2 separate regions of the Homo sapiens genome follow, and region 2 is linked to region 1. The links are chromatin contacts, found by Hi-C or POLR2A ChIA-PET in ENCODE. All regions are on one chromosome and are shown on one strand. Each heading gives the region's core, a stretch centred on a gene start or an enhancer-like site at or near the end of the contact. The rest is flanking DNA. Distances are from core to core; before and after follow the strand shown.

Evidence for each region. Hi-C counts contacts between places; a loop is a spot of excess contacts on that map. ChIA-PET counts read pairs that join two places held with the same protein, here RNA polymerase II (POLR2A). Pooled maps may share reads with other maps.
Region 2: a loop to region 1 is called in a pooled map, with 4 times the contacts of the local background. The contact joins two enhancer-like sites. A Hi-C loop is called at or near these places in 3 of 50 pooled maps. POLR2A ChIA-PET finds 5 or more read pairs at or near these places in 2 of 52 experiments (BJ and HEK293).

Annotation. Positions count from the first base shown.
Region 1 is chr18:61,580,766-61,585,230 of GRCh38, reverse strand. All of the region lies in intron 5 of LOC124904314 (a long non-coding RNA gene), which reads left to right. Among named protein-coding and RNA genes, the nearest start is that of LINC01544, 170 kb to the left of the region's middle. Within about 2 kb of position 3,115, at least 13 of the 41 ENCODE cell types and tissues checked have a DNase peak (open chromatin) inside an H3K27ac peak, as active enhancers do.
Region 2 is chr18:61,950,818-61,955,733 of GRCh38, reverse strand. No RefSeq gene overlaps it. Among named protein-coding and RNA genes, the nearest start is that of RNF152, 60 kb to the right of the region's middle. RefSeq lists a silencer at 1-55. Within about 2 kb of position 3,338, at least 4 of the 41 ENCODE cell types and tissues checked have a DNase peak (open chromatin) inside an H3K27ac peak, as active enhancers do.

The sequences.
Region 1 (4,465 bases), core at 1,866-4,365:
TTTTCTGTGTTAAAAAATTTAGCGAAAGTTATTGTTGCTGACAGTGGTTCACTAGGGTTAAGACCACTGGAAAAAATGGCATTAAATTATACTTTATGAACTTTAACATGTCATTTTACTGTTTCTAAAAATGAAAGTTATTTAGAAACATACCTATAATAACATTTATCTTCTTTAGTAATTGACAAATAGTGTTAATGTTGTTAGTGCTAGTACCTGAATATGCAGTTCACAGACATTGAGAGTTTGAGGAAAACTTAGATTATCTAATTCTACTCTCCCAGTTTGTAGAGAAGAAATTAAGGGCAAGGAGACTTGGTCATTTGGCTGCAACTATCAAAAAGCCAGGCTCAAACTGGCTTCCAGAATAAGAAAATGGATTGGTTCACCTAAAAGGAAGCCCAGAGTCAGTGCAGGCTTTGGGGCTGGGAGATTCAATCAGCTCAACAACATTTTCAGAAGCTCATGTTATTTTCTACCAAAGGGCAGGTGCCAGGGGTTGTCAGTAACAATGGGGGCATCATGGCAGTAGCTACTGCTTCTTTATTCTCCTCCAACAGGGGAGAGAGAATGCTGCTTCTGTAAAGCCTCTTGGAAGAATGACTACAAACCTTAGTCTTTACTAAAAGTCATTTAGTCATTTACTAAAAGTCATTTAGTAAAGTCATTGGTCTTTACTAAATCACATGACCCCTCCCCTGAGCCAATCATTGGGAAGGGGATGGCTCACCCTTAGACCAATCAGGATCACACCTATGGCTGGGGGTCAGGCCAGCTTCCAGTGTGTCACATGGGGTATTAAGGAGGGTCTAGGCACCTAAACAAAATCAGAAATCTGGGATATGTGAATATCATGTAGAATGGCAGCACTTAACCTCACATCGTTATTTTGACTTATAACATGTACAAAATAAAATAGATTCCCACTTGAAATCTGTATCAATCAATATTCTCCATAGAAACCAAACCAATAGGACACACACACACACACACACACACACACACACACAGAGAGAGAGAGAGAGAGAGAGAGAGAGAGAGAGAATTATTTTAAAGAATTGGCTCACACCATTGTGGGAGCTGGCAAACCTGAAATCTCTCCCTTTCTCTCTCTCTCTCTCTCTCTCTCTCTCTCTCTCTCTCTCTCTCCCCCCCCTTCCTCCCCTCCCTCCCTCCCTTCCTCCCTTCCTTCCTTTCTTCCTTCCTTCTTACCAAGTCTCGCTCTGTCTCCCAGGCTGGAGTGCAGTGGCGCCATCTCGGCTCACTGCAACCTCCGCCTCCTGGGTTCAAGTGATTCTCCTGCCTCAGCCTCCTGAGTAGCTGGGATTACAGCAGTGTGCCACCATGCCAAGCTAAAATCTGAAATCTTACAGCAGACCAGCACTCAAACTCAGGGAAGAGCTGATGTTGCAAGTCTTGAGGCAGAATTCCTCCTTCTTTGATAAGCCTCAGTCTTCGCTGTTAAGGCCTTCACCTGATTGGAAAAGGCCCACCCATATGATTGAGGGTAATCTCCTTTACTCAAAATCAACTGTAAATGTTAATCACATCTACAAAATACTTTCACAGCAACATCTAGTCTAGTGTGTGGCCAAACAACAAGGCATTATAGCCTAGCCAAGTTGACATATAAGATTAACTATCACATAATCTTTGTCCTCCAATCTTAATTTCCTTAATGTTTCTAACCTCCTACTTCCTTAAAATGGGTGGCTGTGGTGTGATTTCAGAAATGTAAACCTTAGCATGAGGGTGGAAACCACTATAGAAAACACAGAAATCATCGTTTTTCATACTAGTCCAAAGGATCCATACAGATGTCTCCAGACAGATTCAGCTCAATTTTCCAGATGTGAACACTTATACTGTTTCAGATTTAATCCATGGTGTTCTGCTGTGGGAAGGGGGGACTGGAAAGATGTTTTCTTTAGCATCTGCAATATAAGACAGAATGCAGTCCATGTCCCCACAAGTATCCCAAACAATGGGTCCAGGCTCAATCACTAAAGGGAAAAATTAGGGTTAGAAACCTTTACGTATGGTCTGTCTGAGCCAGCCTCTGGCTGACAAACCACTCATCCAATGATGGTAGTCCACTTGTTTGACAGCACTATGAATACATACAGTATGTTCTGGGCAGGTGGTTTGACAAATATTCCAGGGCAATTTATAAGATTTTAGCTCAAGCATCCTTCAGACTGTTTAAGGCCTGTTTTGGGTATTAGTGTGTACTTAGCAGATTATTAAAAAAAAAAAACTTTCATAACGTGAAATTCCTTTTTCTTCATAGGGATAATTTTAACCTGCTGGTAGTTTTCGTTTTTATGTGCTGTGATAGTGCTTGTTTATCTCAAAGTTTGTGTAAGGTTAGGCTGTTTCTACCCCAAAAGCCACTTCATTCCCTTGGCTAAAGCAAAGTCATGGGAATCAGTTACCCTTAGGGGGCAAAAACATACAAGCAAGTCTCCCATTAATGTTGAGGGGGAGTTTTGGGTACTAGCTGTCAGAGTTTCACCCTGCCTTATCTTAAAGTCTTCTTTCTAACTCATTGAAGACAAATAACACAGGGTGTTGGTGGGTGTGTGTGTTTATATGAGGGTGTGGGGAGAACACACGGACTTTGGGGAGCAGCCAATTTGGTGCAATTTGGGAATGATTGCCTTGTACAGAGCCAGCCTGAATAGTTTCCTTCCTCTGCGTATTTTAATAATTGTCAAGGCAAAAATAAAAGTGGCTGCGTTCCCTCTTTGGTGATGTCTCCGATCTGGAAGCCCTGTTGCTCTCCTGGGTCCCTCAGCGCCACAACGGACGTCAGTGGGAAGGGACCCTGTGTCCTTCGATGTCAAAGAGTTTCATCCCTATTTTAAGCCTGGGGTGGGGGAGCCCCGCTGCCAGGGGCAGCCAGAGAACCGATTTCCCCCTCCCGATGAGTCTGAGCTCTGGCAAAGTCTTCCGACAGCGCTCCCGGGAGCTTCCTAGGGATTGCTGACCTGACAGTGTCCACCGTTGAGGGGAGAATAATTGTGAACATCTATGCTGGCTTGTTTTAAAAAGCTAAGCGGCTGGCAGCGGGGCGTGCCTGTGGCCCGTCTTGCAGGTTCCGCGGCTGTGCAGTGAGTGCGCTTCTGGGCTGCAGGAGTGGGGCAAGGACGCCCCTCGGCCAGGTGTGGCTGGAGGCTGGGGAGGAGGAGAGCGCCCTCTGGTGGCCGAAAGAGAGACTGCCTGCGGGGCCCGGGCACCGGGAGGCTGGGTTTTCTCTGCAAAGAGCCTTGTCCGCAGATGGAAGCAAAGCAAACCCAAACTCCTTTCGGCTGCTGTGCTACCCTTTCTTCCGTTTTCTCAGGAGGGAGGATGATGGGCGCTGGGGAAGGAAAAGAAGAGCTAAGGATCTTCCTGTTTCTCCCTGGGGGCGAGCTTTTGTGCTGACTGAGGGGGACGGCTTTCTTATTGCTGACCCAAAGGTCCTTCCTTCTCCAGTGTTTGCCTAGTGTTTGAGGGGCGCACTTTCCTTTCCCCAGTGTGTCTTTTTTTTTTGCATGATCCTGCAGTGGCCTTCATGGTGTTGCCCCATCCAACTTTAATTCGGGGCCTCAAAATTGGGAGTAGGGACATAAAATGTGTGTGTGTTTGTGTGTGTGTGTGTTTTAGAACAGGCTCGAACTGGACTCTACCACCCCCTCCCACTGTGACGACTTCCCAGTGGGGGAGCAAGTCCCTTGAAAACAGCCAGCCTTTTGTTTGGGGTATTAGAGCAATTTCATTTCAGTCCTGTTCATTATTCAGAAAATTTTTTTTTAAATATCATTTATTACACTCTTTGCTTTTATTTTTTTGAGGCAGAAACTCACTGTCGCCCAGGCTGAAGTTCAGTGGCAGGATCTCTGCTCACTGCAGCCTCCGCTTCCCGGGTTCAAACAATTCTCCTGCCTCAGCTTCCCAAGTAACTGAGACTACAGGTGTGCACCACCACGCCTGGGTAATTTTTGTATTTTTAGTAGAGAACGGGATTTCATTATGTTGGCCAGGCTACTCTTGAACTCCTGACCTCAGGTGACCCACCTGCCTCGGCCTCCAAAAGTGCTGGGATTACAGGCGTGAGTCACCACGCCCAGCCCCATTATTTAAAATTTTGTTTAAACTCCTTGCACAGCTTTTTTCCTCAGGTGAGGCTGGAGCCATGGACCTGGCTCTGTGTGTGTGTGTGTGTGTGTGTGTGTGTGTGTGTGAGACCCATGCCCTTCCCATATTGTCCTAGGCTGGTTTCTCCAAAATGCAAGTCACAAGCCATTGCTGGCTCATAATATCAATTTAGAAAGTCACAATCTTTATTTTTCTTTAAAGGAGTAGAATGGAATACAAATTACAAAGTACATTCCAAGTAATAGAGTATGATTTCCTCAAAAAGCTGTTTCAGGTGTGTGTGTATGTGTGTGTGTGTGTGTGTGAAAATAAATGTGATAATAGA
Region 2 (4,916 bases), core at 2,089-4,588, 370 kb before region 1:
GCTAAACCATCAGAAACCACACCCATGGTACATTCACCTCCCACCGGGCCCCACTTCCAACACTGAGGGTTACAACTGAGCATGAGATTTGGGTGGGGACATAGATCCAAACCGTATCAGCTCTCAAATAGAACTAGTATGTGATCTAGCAACACCACTGCTGGGTATATATCCAAACAAAAAGACATCCATATATTTAAGAAATATCTGCACCTCCCATGTCTGCTGCAGCACTATTCACAATAGCCAAGATATGGAATCAGCTTAAGTGTCCATCAGTGGATGAATGGATAAAGAAAGTGTGGTACATATACATAATGGAATACTATTCAGCCTTAAGAAGAATGAAATCCTGTCATTTGCAACAACATGGATGAAACTGGAGGACATTATATTAAGTGAAATAAGCGAGGCACAGAAAGACAAATACTGCATCTTCTCACTCATATGTGAGAGCTAAAAAAAGCTGAACTCATGGAGATAGAGAGCAGAATGCTGGTTACCAGAGGCTGGAAAGGGCAGTCTGGAGGAGGGGATAGCGAGAGGATGGTTAGTAGGTACAAAAATACAGTTAGATAGAAGGAATAAATCTAGTGTTTAGTTGCACAATAGGGCAACTGGAGTTAACAATAATTTATTATGTATTTTAAAGTAACTGAAAAAGTGGAATTGGAATGTTACTAACACAAAGAAGTGATAAATGCTTGAGGTGGTAGATACCCCACTTACCCACATTTGATCATTATACCTTGTATGCTTGTAGCAAAATATCACATGCACCCCATGAATATGTACAACTACTATGTATCCACAGTAATTAAAAATTTTTAAATATTTAGAAATAGCTCTTAAATCTGTCCCTTCCCTCCAACTCTAACAGTTCCCTAATCTCACACCTGATCTCCCAGCATAGGGCACCATGGGGCTCTCCCATGTCTGCTCCAGCCCCATCTAGCTCATCCTCCGTGCTGCAGTCCCAGCTTCAAACACAAATCAAATCAGGTCAGCACGCCCACCCACCTGCCTCTAGCTGAAAGTCCTCTCATTTTTTCTCGCAGCATGGAGAATCCTTTACTGAGGCTCGGAAGGCCCTGTGTGGCTGCCCCTCACACACCTCTCCTGCCTTTTCTCATCCACACTGTCCCTTGCTCCCTGAAACCCAGCCACATGGGCCCCCTTCCAGCAGATTCCCTGGTGCCATCTGCCACAGGACCTTGGCACATGTGGCCCTCTCTGCTTTTGCCACCCTCCCGCTTTCAGCTCAATCACATTTTCTTAGGGCATGCTTTTCTGGTCTCTCTGGCTGGTTCAGATCCTCCTGTAAGCCCTCATGGTACCATGCACCCCTCCTGTTGACTTCCTGCAGCTGCACTTTGTGTTGATGTCTGCGACTGTATGATTAGTGTCTGCCTTTTGCACTGGGAAGGCCAGTCATATGTTCCATGAGGACAGGCAGTCTTTGTCCATTGCTGCAACTCAACTGCTTAGCATGGTGCCTCATAAATAAGAGAACATCAATCTGATAATACTATTTTATTTCATGGCTTGAGTAATTGGTTGGACCTAAATCCCTTGACAGCAGAGGTTTCTGCCTGAGGTCCATGGAGTATGTATATACCCTTCTACAAAATGTATACAAATATTTGTGCAGTTATGTTTTTCTGAGGGAAAGTGTGCACAGAGGGCTCTATGAACTGCTCCTCTTCCTGCCAAAAAGTTAACCATGGTGGTCCTATAATTATTTGGATTTTCAAAAGAATTACCTCTTACCGAAATGGATCTTAAATAACCAACATGTGTCAGGCACAGGAGCCGTTAAGGCCAAGTTCTGACTGATTGGACGGTAAAAGTGCAATGAGACACTCTCAGTGTATTGCTTACCTAGAGAGAAAGGAAAGACCCACCAAAGTGCCAGTTCCCCACGGTCCTTTTCCCACATGTGACAGAGCAGGACACCAAGGCAGGAGGAACCATGACAGCAGCTTGAGTTGGGAGGAACCCTGTTGCCAAGAGCCCAGTCTTAGACGGCAGCTAAGCAGGTTCATCATCTGCAGTTTTTTTTTCTCAAGAGGGCAAGGAAGGAAACCTCATTCTTCTTCACAACCTGGGATATGATGGGAATTAACCTTCTAACAGCCTCCCAGAAGAGACAGGCAGGGAAGGGGAGAGGGCCTTCCAGGGAGGGCCGTAAGTAGCTCTGCAGGCTCAGAGGAGCTGCGACTCAAGTCTCCTCTGCCTGCAGGACTTATGTGGACATGTGCAGGGTGTCCCAGGTGCGAGGGGGAGCAGCTTCTTTACAACAGGTTAACAACAGAGCGTGAATATTTCTAGGCAGAGTGAGAGAGGATCATGTTGGCCCATCCAGTCATTCAGTGTGCAGGCAGAATATTTCTCACTGCTGCTTCTCTCCTGGTTTCAACTGCCGGAAACTCTTCCTGCTTTTCATTCCTCTAATTGCTTACAGTCTCCAAAACCTCAAATGCTTATTTATGTTTTTGTCCCCTAATGGTTCTCACAACAGCAGCAGTGGACCAGAGCTGTCTAGTTGTAAGAATAAGAATTTTCTGGATCCAGAGCCAGAATTGTTAGGGAGGACTGTGGTGATGCATTCTGCATTTCTTTCTCTTTCTTTCTTTCTTTCTTTCTTTCTTTCTTTCTTTCTTTCTTTCTTTCTTTCTTTCTTTCTTTCTTTCTCTCTCTCTCTTTCCTTCCTTCCTTCCTTCCCTCTTCCTTCCTTCCTTCCTTCCTTCCTTCCTTCCTTCCTTCCTTCCTTCCTTCCTTCCTTTCTTTTCTTTTTTTGAGGTGGAGTCTCACTCTGTCTCCCAGGCTGGAGTGCAGTGGCACGATCTTGGCTCACTGCAAGCTCCGCCTCCCAGGTTCAAGCAATTCTTCTGCCTCAGCCTCCCGAGTAGCTGGGATTACAGGCATCTGCTACCACGCCCGGTTAATTTTTGTATTTTTAGTAGAGATGGGGTTTTGTTATGTTGGCCAGGCTGATCTCGAATGCCTGACCTCGGGTGATCCACCCGCCTCAGCCTCCCAAAGTGCTGGGATTACAGGCATGAGCCACCTAGCTCAGCCACATTCCGCATTTCTAACAATTGCTTGAAAAGGCACTGTTTATGAGTGGAGAATTGTTTGTATTTAAGAGACAGCCTCAGGTAGTGGAAAGCCCAGTTTTGCTGCTGAGAATGTGTGGTGGTGATGATTCATGGATCCGTGGGTAAAAATGCTGTCTGCTCCCTGTCTCTGGTGAGCTGACTGTAACAAGGCCTCCAGTGAGGCTTGCGGAGACTCGCTTAAGCTCCCCGGAGGAGGTGAGGGAAAATCCCAGAAGATGCAAATTGAGTTCTCTTACAGTGAAAGGACATAGCCCCTGGTGATAAGCAGCCCACACTCTGGTTTTAATAAGCTTGAGGTTTGGTACTTCTTAGTAATGAGCAGAATTTAAAGGAAATGAAACCAACTCAGAAGTTTTAGCTCATTTGTTGTATAGCAGAAAGCACCAATTAGTGATTGGAATAGCGGTAGGTAATGTCTTGCAACGAAGTGACAAGGTAGAAAAAGGATTTGGGATTTCTCCAGCCTACTTTATGGCTGATAGAATTTTGGTCTCTCTCTCACAAAATAATGTGTAGGCCCTTATCTAATTAGGAAACAAGGTGATTGGCTGTCTAAGGCAATGTCATGCCTGAGTAGCATTGGTAAGATCCTCCTTAGTCCAGGAACTGTAGCATGTTTAAGGCCATTGTAATGTTAGCATCAACAACCCTGGAAGGGTTTTTTTTTTTTTAATTCACCCCAAGAGAATGTTTTCAGTGGAACTCAGCGACATCCTGAAGTTGAAATAAATGTCCATGTGTCTCCAAGCAAATGCCCCATGTCTCTTACATTTAACCATACAGAAGAAACAGTAAGCAGCATGAATCCTTTCATTTTCCTGGGTAATAGGTAAGTGGCAAAAAGAATTGGCTTTTGACATTGAAGGAGGCCCTAAAACTCTGACCTACTGAATGTGTTGCTGACAGCAGTGTAACTACATTGGGGTAGTGCCGGAGATGGGGCCAATCACCATGGAAAACCCTGAACCAACTAGCTGGGCATGGTGGTGAGCTCCTGTAATCCCAGCTACTCTGGAGGCTGAGGCAGGAGAATCGCTTGAACCCGGGAGGTGGAGGCTTCAGTAAGCCAAGATCGCGCCACTGCACTCTAGCCTGGGAGACAGAGCTAGACTCTGTTTCCAAAAAAGGAAATGCAGAATGCGTCACCACAGTCCTCCCTAACAATTCCAGCCCTGGATCCAGAAAATTTTTATTCTTACAACTAGACAGCTCTGGTCCACTGCTGCTGTTATGAGAACCATTAGGGGACAAAAAGAAATAAGCGTTTGAGGTTTTAGGGACTGTAAGCAATTAGAGGAATGAAAAGCAGGAAGAGTTTCCAACAGTTGAAACCCTGAAGCATTCCAGGGTTTTCTCTCCAGGAACCTCAAGGGCCACATGAAGGAACACTGGACTTTCTGTAGGATCACTGCTCCTTTGGCATCCACGGAGTCACAGTGAAGGACATTCCCAACAATGTTTTGGGTGGCTGATGGGAAGACAGTGGTCATGGAACCAAAGGATTTGGAAAAACTTACAAACGAAGACACAAACTGGAAACGTAATCCTTGAGTTCTTAAAGGCTTTCTCAGACATGACCTTGATTTGTACTTTTTTGCCTCTGAAATGGGAGTATAATTCTGCTCTTTCAAAGGTACCATAAGGGCTGATGAATTAAACAACATAAATTATTTTTGCAAATATAAAACTCTAATACAAATAAAGAAATCATAGTACATATAGACCCTTCATAGCCTATAAAAAGAATTAATGTGGATGCAGAAAGCTATTCTATTTAAATGGTTAAAAAATGAG